Linked DNA regions of Homo sapiens: region 1 is linked to region 2. A link is a loop called in an ENCODE intact Hi-C map of the cell type or tissue named here. Cell type or tissue: heart left ventricle. All regions are shown on one strand. Links, peaks and the distances in the headings refer to the core of each region. The heading gives the core; the rest is flanking DNA. Region 1 has its middle 10 kb from the start of TTLL1-AS1. Region 2 holds the start of TTLL1 (TTL family tubulin polyglutamylase complex subunit L1).

Region 1 (5,367 bases), core at 245-5,244, 63 kb before region 2:
TTTTATACACGGCACCTCAGGTTTCCTCACAATCTCCCCACTTTGCAGTTAGGGAAACTGAGACTCAAAGAGGTAAAGGTTTTGTAGGTCTCGTGTGGCTGCAAAGCCACGCCCTCCTCACTCCCCTGAGCACTGGCCTTGGAGCCAGGCTGGATGTCAGCAGCGTGTTTCCAGGGCTTGCTCTGTGATGCCCTTGCCCATTGAGCCCCCATGCCCTCTCCGTCTCTGTGTTTCGGTTCCTGCAGCTTCCACCACCTGCCAGCATGCCCACTCTGGCAGACGGTGCTCCTTCCTGGAGATCCCTAAACACAGCACCCCTTTCTGAGGAGCACGGGCACCCCATGACCTGCTCTCTTTGTCAAACTGCAGTTAGGTAGCTTTTTTTTTTTTTTTTTTTTTTTTTGAGACGGAGTCTCCCTCTGTCGCCCAGGCTGGAGTTCAGTGGCGCGATCTCAGCTCACTGCAACCTCCGCCTCCCGGGTTCACGCCATTCTCCTGCCTCAGCCTCTCCGAGTAGCTGGGACTACAGGTGCCCGCCACCAGGCCCGGCTAATTTTTTTTTGTATTTTCAGTAGAGACGGGGTTTCACCGTGGTCTCGATCTCCTGACCTTGTGATCCGCCTGCCTCAGCCTCCCAAAGTGCTGGGATTACAAGGGTGAGCCACCATGCCCAGCCCCTTTTTTTTTTTTGAGATGGAGTCTCACTCTGTTGCCCAGGCTGGAGTGCAGTGGCACGATCTCGGCTCACTGCAAACTCCACCTTCCAAGTTCAAGTGATTCCCCTGCCTCGGCTCCCGAGTAGCTGTGATTACAGGCATGCACCATGGCACCCGGCTACTTTTTGTATTTTTAGTGGAGAGGGGATGTTTCACCATGTTGGCCAGGCTAGTCTCGAACTCCTGACCTCAAATGATCCGCCCACCTCGGCCTCCGGAAGTGCCGGGATTACAGGCGTGAGCGACCACACCCAGCCACCTCTTATTCTTTATATACTGTATTAGGGTGGTATCTTTACAATTGACGAGCCAATATTGATACATTATTATGAATTCAAGTCCACCGTTTACATTAGGGTTCATTGTTTGTGTTGTATAGTTTGTGAGTTTTGACCCACGCATAACTACATCATACATAGTTTAACTACCCTAAAAGTTCCCTGTGCCTCATGATTTCTCCTCTCCGTCTTCACTCCCAAGTCCCTGGCAACCACCGATCTTTTTACTGTCTCCGTAGTTTTGCCTTTTCCAAAATGTCACAGAGTTGGAATCATAGTATTCGTAGCTTTTCAGCTTGCTTCTTTCATTTGGTGATATGCATTTAAGTTTCCTCCATATGTTTTCTTTTCTTTTTGAGACTGAGTCTCGCTCTATCGCCCAGGCTGGAGTGCAGTGGCACCATCTCAACTCACTGCAACCTCCGCCTCCTGGGTTCAAGCAATTCTCCTGCCTCAGCCTCCTGAGTAGCTGGGATTACAGGCACCCACCACCACGCCCGGCCCATTTTTATACTTTTTGTAGAGACAGGTTTTCGCCATGTTGGCCAGGCTGGTCTCAAACTCCTGACCTCAGGTGATTCACCCACCTCGGCCTCCCAAAGTGCTGGGATTACAGGTGTGAACCACGGCGCCCGGCCTAATTTTTGTATTTTTAGTATGGGGTTTTACCATGTTGGCCAGGCTGGTCTCAAACCCCTGACCTCAAATGATTGGCCTGCCTCTGCCTCCCAAAGTGCTGGGATTACAGGTGTGAGCCACCACACCTGGCCTAGTTTTTGTATTTTTAGTAGAGATGGTGTTTTACCATGTTGGCCAGGCTGGTCTCGAACCCCTGGCCTCAAATGATCAGCTTGCCTCGCCCTCCCAAAGTGCCAGGATTACAGGCTTTAGCCACAGCACCCTGCCTCCTCCATGTCTTTTCACAGCTTGATAGTTCTTTTCTTTTTTTGAGACAGGGTCTTGCTCTATCACCCAGGCTGGAGTGCAGGGGTGCGATCTTGGCTCACTGCAGCCTGGAACCCCTGGACTAAAGCAATCCTCCCTCCCCAAGCCCCTCAAGTAGCTGGGACTACAGGCACGCACCGCCACATCGGGCTAATTTTTGTATTTTTTGTAGAGACAGAGTTTCACCATGTTGGGCAGGCTGGCCTATCCAGCCTGGGTGCTATCCAAAGCCTGAAATGTCAAGGGCAGGCAGAGGACAGTGGCAGGGGCTACATCAGAAGATGGCTGAAAGCCTCAGGGAAATGTTTTTTTTTTTTTGAGATGGAGTCTCGCTCTGTTGCCAGGCTAGTGGCACAATCTCGGCTCATTGCAGGCTCCGCCTCCCGGGTTCACGCCATTCTCCTGCCTCAGCCTCCCAAGTAGCTGGGATTACGGGCGCCCGCCACCACGCCCAGCTAATTTTGTTGTATTTTTAGTAGACACGGGGTTTCGCCGTGTTAGCCAGGATGATCTCGATCTCCTGACCTCGTGATTCGCCTGCCTTGGCCTCCCAAAGTGCTGGGATTACAGGCGTGAGCCACCGCGCCTGGTCAGAAATGTGTTTTAACTGGGTCTCAGGAATGAGCAGGAGTTCAGCAGGTGAGGGAATGGGGAGGGGACCCACATACCGGGAACAGGTATGGCATGAGCTGTGGCCCTGGGGCAAGATGGTGAGGAGCACGGGGATGCCTGAAGGTTCAGTGCCTGTAGCTGGGAAGGCCACTCCAGGCTGAGTGATGGGCCGGGCCAGGTATAGATTGGGGGCTGATACTCCAAAGACTCTCACGATGAAGGGATTCCTTGACAGCCGTTAGTCAAAATTTTCCAGCTGCCCTCCTGTCTCCTTTCTTTGCCAAAGCCTTTCTGCTTGGGCTCACTTGCCCAAATGTGCCAAATGTGAGACATGGCACCCTCCAGGCTGGAAGTGGATGTCCTGTCACCACGACACACCCCTGACCTTATGGCTGTGACTCAGCCTTCTTCCAGCCCAGGGTTCTGCTAGTCCCAAGCTCACCCTCCCTTGGCACTGGCCCATGTTCCAGCTCTACCAGCTGGGCTGTTCTCCACAAGCCGGCAGGTGGTGGGCAGGGTCTGAAAACTGCCTGCCCGGGGAACCATGGGAGGGGAGGGGCAGCACCCAACAGCAGGTATGCCTTCATGGCGGCTAACAATAGCAGGAAAGCAACCAGACCCAGGCACAGGTGCACAAGCTCAGCCACCTGGGAGGTAGGAATAGCCATTACTCTCATGTCACCATCTGTAAGGAAATAGACTCAGAGAGGTGAAGGAGCCAACCTGAGCTCACACAGCCAGTAGGTGGGCAGGGAGCGCCTCCACGGACTCCTAATTACAGAGCCCAGGCTTTTTAGCTGGAGGTGTCCAGCACCATTCTGCACACTGGGGCTACTGAGGGGACTGTGATGACAAGCTCCTGCCCAGGCTGGAGTGCAGTGGCGGGATCTCGGCTCACTGCAAGCTCCGCCTCCCGGGTTCACGCCATTCTCCTGCCTCAGCCTCCCAAGTAGCTGGGACTACAGGCGCCCGCCACTAAGCCCGGCTAATTTTTTTTGTATTTTTAGTAGAGACGGGGTTTCACCGTTTTAGCCGGGATGGTCTCGATCTCCTGACCTCGTGATCCGCCCGCCTTGGCCTCCCAAAGTGCTGGGATTACAGGCGTGAGCCACCGCGCCCGGCCGGGGGAGAAACATTCAACAAAGCAACAAGTGAGCAGAAATTCCTTCTCAGGGCCACGGAGCTTGGCCTGTCCTCGCCCTGGCTTCTCCATGCCGTTCAGTTCCCAGGCTGGTGCTGTCTTTCCTCCCTGCCCCTGAAGTGGCTCTTTCCCCATCCCAGAAGTCCCAGAGCAAAATCTGGGTCTCCCCTGAAAGCTGGGTCAGTGCAGCACATACCTTCAGCTGAGGGCACTCAGAGGCAGAAAGGACATCTTTTCCATGTGTCCCTTCTATGCACCCCTGGGGGAATCTGCCCTCTGCTTGAACTTGCCCTTGACAGGAGACTCATTACCTCACAAGATGGACCACTCTATACCCAGGCAACGCTAATGGAGACATCCCCTGGCCCCTAACACTCGGCTAAGCATGGTGGCTCATGCCTGTAATCTCAGCACGTTGGGAGGTTGAGGTGGGAGGATTCGCTTGAGTCCAGGAGTTCGAGATTAGCCCTTTTTTTTTTTTTTTTTTTTGAGACGGAGTTTCGCTCTTGTTGCCCAGGCTGGAATTCAATGGTGTGATCCTGGCTCACCACAACCTCTGCCTCCTGGGTTCAAGCGAGTCTCCTGCCTCAGCCTCCCGAGTAGCTGGGATACAGGCATGCAGCACCACGCCTGACTAGTTTTGTATTTTTAGTAGAGACGGGGTTTCTCCATCTTGGTCAGGCTCTTCTTGTACTCCTAACCTCAGGTGATCCACCTGCCTCGGCCCCCCAAAATGTTGGGATTATAGGCATGAGCCACCGCGCCCGGCCGAGATTAGCCTTTTTTTTTTTTTTTTTGAGATGGAGTCTTGCTCTGTCGCCCAGGCTGGAGTGCAGTGGCGCGATCTTGGCTTACTGCAAGCTCCGACTCCCGGGTTCACGCCATTCTCCTGCCTCAGCACCCCCAGCAGCTGGAACTACAGGCACACACCTCCACGCCCGGCTAATTTTTTCGTATTTTTAGTAGAGACGGGGTTTCATCATGTTAGCCAGGATGGTCTCTATCTCCTGACCTCGTGATCCGCCCACCTCGGCCTCCCAAAGTGCTAGGATTACAGGCGTCAGCCACCGTGCCCAGCAAGAGATTAGCCCATTTTTAACCCTTCCTATTGCCCTGACACCTCAACATGCCCACACACAGGCTGAGAGCACCCCACCCTGGCAGCCAGGCAGCCCCGTGGAATAAGCCTGGTCCCTGCTCCAGGTTCCCTTCCAGCCTTCCCCTGAGGGTCACCCAGTCACTTTGAAACACACCAGTGAGATCTGCTCACGTCTCTGGCTAGTGCCCCCCGCCCTGACCCCCCAGGAAAGGCACTTGCCTGTGGGTCCTCAGGCCCTCAAGCTCTCTTGGCCCCGAACCTGCTAGGTGGGCCTGCTCCCTGTGGGCTCCTCCCATCCAGCCCCCTACATGGGGGCTGGCCTTCCTCTCTGGGGCCCGTGAGTGTAATTGAGCCCTTCACCTACACCTGTCTGAGTGTGATTTCTGCGGCTGTGCTGGAAAGACCCCAAAAGGCCAAAGGGGCTTCCCTGTCTCCAGCACTCCCTCCCTCTGTGGAAACAGCGCCCCTCACCCATTCCTTCTGTGCTCTGCTCCTCACCTCGGCCCCCAGAAACACATGCACATCACGAATTGCCCCTCATCACCTAACAGTCCCTGAACTCCTTTGTGTTACACC
Region 2 (5,367 bases), core at 235-5,234:
CAATGTCAGTGATGACTTCATGTTGAGCAGGGCATTCGTTCACAGCGGTATTGTCACTGTCCATCTCCACGCCCGCACTGGGTGACAGTACCATGCTCCACAGTGACTGCTTACCAGTGTCTGTAATTTGAGGGCAGAGAAGGGCCCATCTTTTTTTTTTTTTTTTTTTTTTTTTTTTTTGAGACAGAATCTCGCTCTGTCGCCCAGGCTGGAGTGCAGTGGCGCAATCTCGGCTCACTGCAAGCTCCGCCTCCCGGGTTCACGCCATTCTCCTGCCTCAGCCTCCCGAGTAGCTGGGACTACAGGCCCCCGCCACCATGCCCGGCTAATTTTTTTTTTTTTGTATTTTTAGTATAGACGGGGTTTCACCGTGTTAGCCAGGATGGTCTCGATCTCCTGACCTCGTGATCCTCCCGCCTCGGCCTCCCAAAGTGCTGGGATTACAGGCGTGAGCCACCGTGCCCGGCCGGGGCCCATCTTTTTGTACCGCCACAACCCGGCACCATAATGTGCTCATCAAACGTTTCCTGAGCAAAGAACCTGCTTTGCAAATGCCAAAAGGGCTAACAATGATAAGATACTTTCACTTCCAGAATTAATCTCCTCTAATGCCCCAGCTACTCTATGGAAAAGGATGACTACCCCGCCCTGCCCTCTTAGCTGATAGGGAATCAGAGAGGGGAAATGTCTTGGTCCAGTCATCTAGAGGGAAGACACAAGGCTCTTGTCTCCTGCCCTGAGTTCTCTCCACAGGTACATTGCGCCCTGCAAAAGATGCCAACAGAAACAACACAGATTGCAAACGAATGGGAAACGTGTAGGAACAATGAAAGTCTGGGATAACAAATAATAAACATAATGATGCAATTGCAACAGTCGGACAGCACGAGGTAAGTCATAGGAACTCAGCGGACGGAGAAAGGCACGGTGGTTAGCGCGGGCTTCCTGGAGGACGCGGATCCGGCAAGCAGCATCTGAACCGCATTTTCGCAGCCGCGTAGACACTGGCGCCCACACTCTCTCACCCATGCGCACTCGCCAGCCCGCGCGCAGCCACACCCTCGGTGCCCGGGAGGCGGCGGCCTGGGGGACAGGACCTCACCTGTGGGCTCAGAGCGCCGAGGGACTCGGAGGAGCGCCCTGCAGGGATGCCTCGAGCCGCGCCCTCGCCCCGCCTCCAGCCCCTCTCCGGCGCTCGCAGGAGTACGCAGCCGACTGCCAGGCGCACCGGCCCGCCCCGCCCCGCGCTGCACTCTACTTCCAGGGCGGCGCCCTGGCAACCCAGGACGCGACCGCCGGCGCTGCGACTATTTCCGGAGTCAGACTTGCCTGGGGCTCCTTTGGGCTCCATACCTCGGGCGGCCGCTATGCCCAGGGCTTGGATCCTAGGAAATGCCAGGCCGTCCACCCTCTCGGGGCCCAGAAAGGAGATTGAGAAGGGTCTGGAGCACGGGATTAAGTCTAAAAAGAAAGGTAGAGCGGTGTGATGATTAGGTCCGAATCCTGGGTTCGGTCTCAATCCGCTGTTTAGCCTCTCCTACCCCTTCTACCTCGGCTTCCTTATCTGAAGAAATGGTGATGTTGCGCCACTGCACTCCAGCCTGGGCGATAGAGCGAGACTCCATCTCAAATAATAATAATAATAATAACATAAAAATAAAATAATTTTTTTTAAAAAGTGTTTATCTGGGCCAGACTCGGTGGCTCACGCCTGTAATCCCAGCACTTTGGGAGGCAGAGGCGGGTGGGTCGCGAGGTCAGGAGATCGAGACCATCCTGGCTAGGCTGAGGCAAGAGAATCGCTTGAACCCGGGAGACAGAGGTTGCAGTGAGCCAAGATCGTGCCACTGCACTCAAGCCTGGGCGACAGAACAAGACTCCGCCTCAAAAAAAAAAAAAAAAGACGTTTATTATTCTCGTTATAGACCTGTGTTACCTCGAATTCTCTATACAATTATTCATTTTTAATTTCATCAATTTAAAGAGTTATGCAAACTTGTGCAACTTGTAAGTGACAGAGTCTGGCTTTGAACCCAGGACACCTGACCATTCATGCTGCTGCCTCTCAGGAGGGGTGGTGGTGTGCTTTCTTAGTGATGATTGGAGCTTTGCTAACATCACTTCCTATAATCTCCCACACAACCGCCTCCCAGGCCCAGAGCACATTCAGCGCATCATCATTTACTTTTGGCACCATCTAGTGGAACCAACACTTATCTGGAGTCCAAATTGCCAATTCATACCCTTCAGCTGCTGTCTGGTTGTGAGGCCTTGAGAAGTCCCAAGGCTTCCGACTACAGTGTTCTCACCTTAAACCCAGGAGATGAGTGAAGGCTTGCAAGACGTGGTTAGGGCCTGGCATAGTAAAGTGTTCAATAAACATTGTAGCCTTCCAGCATGTTGCCTCATGCCTGCAATCCCTGTACTTTGGGAGGCCAAGATGGGAGGATCACTTGAGGTCAGGAGTTCCAGACCAGCCTGGCCAATATAGCAAGACCCCATTTCTAAAAAAAAAAGAAAAAATATTTTTAATCAGCCGGGTATGGGGGCGTAGCCAGCAGTCCTACTCAGTTACTCAGGAGGCTGAGGTGGATCACTTGAGCCTAGGAGATTGAGGCTGCAGTGAGCTATGATCCCGCCACTACACTACAGCCTGGCCAACAGAACAAGACTCTGTCTCTTAGAGAAAAAAAGTTAAAAAAAACAACAACAAAAAAAGAATTTTAAGGCAGGGCATGGTGCCTTACGCCTGTAATCCCAGCACTTTGGGAGGCCGAGGCGGGTGGATCACCTAAGGTCAGCAGTTTGAGACCAGCCTGGCCAACATGGTGAAACCCCGTCTTTACTAAAAATACAAAAATTTGCCGGGCATGGTGGTGCGCACTTGTAATCCCAGCTACTTGGGAGGCTGAGGCAGGAGAATTGTTTGAGCCTGGGAGACAGAGGTTACAGTGAGCCGAGATCGCACTATTGCACTCCAGCCTGGGCAACAGGGCGAGACTCCGTCTTAAAAAAAAAAAAAGAACTTTAAGATGGCGACAGCAGCATTAAACTAACTTCAGGGCTTGTCTGAGCACGGGGTCCTATGGTTCTGTACAGGTCACAGGCCCATGAGGCTGGCCTTACCCTAAGAAGCTGGCCACAGCTCCCCTCAATGAATCCCCACAAGAACTCTGCTGAGTTAATGGTGTTATCACCACTTTTTAAAAAATAGTGGTAAATTGGCCGGGCGCAGTGGCTCACGCCTGTAATCTTAGCACTTTGGGAGGCCGAGGTGGGCGGATCATGAGGTCAAGAGATCGAGACCATTCTGGCCAACATGATGGAAACCCGTCTCTACTAAAAATACAAAAATTAGCCGGGCATGATGGCACACGCCTGTAGTCCCAGCTACTCAGGGAGCTGAGGCGGGAGAATCGCTTGAACCTGGGAGGCAGAGGTTGCAGTGAGCTGAGATCACACCACTGCACTCCAGCCTAGCGACAGAGCGAGACTCTGTCTAAAAACAAAAAAAAGAAAAAGTGGTAAAATATGTATAACATAAAACTTAACCATCTTAGCCATTTTTAAATGTACAGTTCAGTGATGTTAAATATATTCACGTTGTGCAATCAGTCTCCAGAACTTTATCCTCTTGCTAAACTAAAACTCTTTACCCATTGAACACAATTCCCCATCCTTCCTTCCCCAGCCCCTGGTAACTGCCTTTCTACTTTCTGTCTTAATGAATTAGACTCCCTAAGTACCTCATCTAAGTGGAATCTGGGCCAGGCACAGTGGCTCATGCCTGTAATCCCAGCATTTTGGGAGCCTGAGGCAGGAGGATTGCCTGAGCCCAGGAGTTTGAGACCAGCCTGGGCAACATAGGGCGACCTCGTCTCTGCAAAAAAAAAAAAAAAGAAGAAGAAGAAGAAAGAAAGAGAAGGAAGGAAGGGAGGGAGGGAGGGAAGAAAGGGTTCGCTGCTGCTCTCTGAGCTTCGCCGTGCTATCAATGGATGACAAGAAGAACGAAGACACCGGAAAGTCGCTAAGAAAGACAAAGATTCAGTGAACAAATCTGGGGGCAGGGCCCAAAAGAAGAAGTGGTTCAAAGGCAAAGTCCGGGACAAGCTCAATAACTGAGTCGTGTTTGACAAACCTACCTATGACAAACTCTGTAAGGAACTTCCTAACCATAAACTTATAAGCCCTGCTGTGGTCTCTGAGAAACTGAAGATTCGAGGCTTCCTGGCCAGGGCAGCCCTTCAGGAGAACCTTAGTAAAGGACTTAACAAACTGGTTTCAAAGCACAGAGCTCAAGTAATTTACATCAGAAATACCAAGGGTGGAGATGTTATAGCTGCTGGTGATGATACATGAACAGGTCCAACCAACTGTACATTTGCAAAAATAAAACTTTATTAAATCAAAAAAAGAGGCCAGGCGCGGTGGCTCATGCCTATAATCCCACACTTTGGGAGGCCGAGGTGGGTGGATCACCTGAGCTCAGGAGTTCGAGACCAGCCTGGCCAACATGGCGAAACCCCGTCTCTACTAAAAATACAAAACTTAGCAGGGCATGGTGGCATGTGCCTGTAGTCCCAGCCACTAGGGGGGCTGAGGCAGGAGGATCGCTTGAACCCAGGAGGCGGAGGTTGCAGTGAGCCAAGATCATGCCACTGCACTCCAGCCTGGGCGACAGAGTGAGACTCCATCTCCAAAAAAAAAAAAAAAAAGAAAGAAAAAGAAGAAAGGAAGAAAGTAGAATCATACAGTATTTGTTATTTATTTATTTATTTATTTTTAGAGAGGACGTCTTGCTCTGTGGCCCATGCTGGGTGCAGTGGCAGGATCATAGCTCACTGTAACCTTGAGCTCTGGACCTCAAGTGATCCTCCTTCCTCAGCCTCTAGAGCAATTAGGACTACAGGCATGTGCCACCACACTCAGCTAATTTTTGTCTTTTTGTGACTGGCTTATTTCATGTAGCATAATGCCCTCAGGTTCATTCCTGTTGTAGTATGGATTTCCTTTTTTTTTTTTTTTAAGGCTGAAAACATTTCATTGTATGTTTTTAAGGCATTTAAAAAAATCCAGGGCGGGGGGAGGGGGGAGGGATAGCATTAGGAGATATACCTAATGTAAATGACGATTTAATGGGTGCAGCACACCAACATGGCACATGTATACGTATGTAACAAACCTGCACGTTGTGCACATGTACCCTAAAACTTAAAGTATAATTAAAAAAAAAAAATCCAGGGCCAGGCTTGGTGGCTCATGCCTATAATCCCAGCTCTTTGGGAGGCCCAGGCAGGCAGATCACCTGAAGTCAGGAGTTCAAGACCAGCCTGGCCAACGTGGCAAAACCCCGTCTCTATTAAAAAT

Evidence for each region. Hi-C counts contacts between places; a loop is a spot of excess contacts. Peaks named below come from ENCODE experiments on the same cell type or tissue, not always from the same donor. Only the 100,000 strongest peaks of a DNase experiment are listed, where the experiment ranks them.
Region 1: it touches region 2 in a loop (4-fold over the local background); 12 of 110 quality-filtered maps call a loop at or near these places.

Annotation. Positions count from the first base shown.
Region 1 is chr22:43,025,489-43,030,855 of GRCh38, forward strand. No RefSeq gene overlaps it. Among named protein-coding and RNA genes, the nearest start is that of TTLL1-AS1, 10 kb to the right of the region's middle. RefSeq lists an enhancer at 2,052-2,552. In heart left ventricle, for the core only: no CTCF peak of the experiment used is centred there; a DNase peak (open chromatin) is centred at 2,973; H3K27ac peaks cover 908 bases.
Region 2 is chr22:43,088,175-43,093,541 of GRCh38, forward strand. TTLL1 (TTL family tubulin polyglutamylase complex subunit L1) reads right to left here and starts at 1,217. Exons shown (of 11, transcript NM_012263.5): 1 at 1,103-1,217. It also overlaps the pseudogene RPS25P10. RefSeq lists silencers at 985-1,324, 1,089-1,383, 2,132-2,191 and an enhancer at 1,089-1,383. In heart left ventricle, for the core only: a CTCF peak has its summit at 2,199 (motif pointing left); DNase peaks (open chromatin) are centred at 1,247 and 2,127; H3K4me3 peaks cover 1,599 bases; H3K27ac peaks cover 354 bases.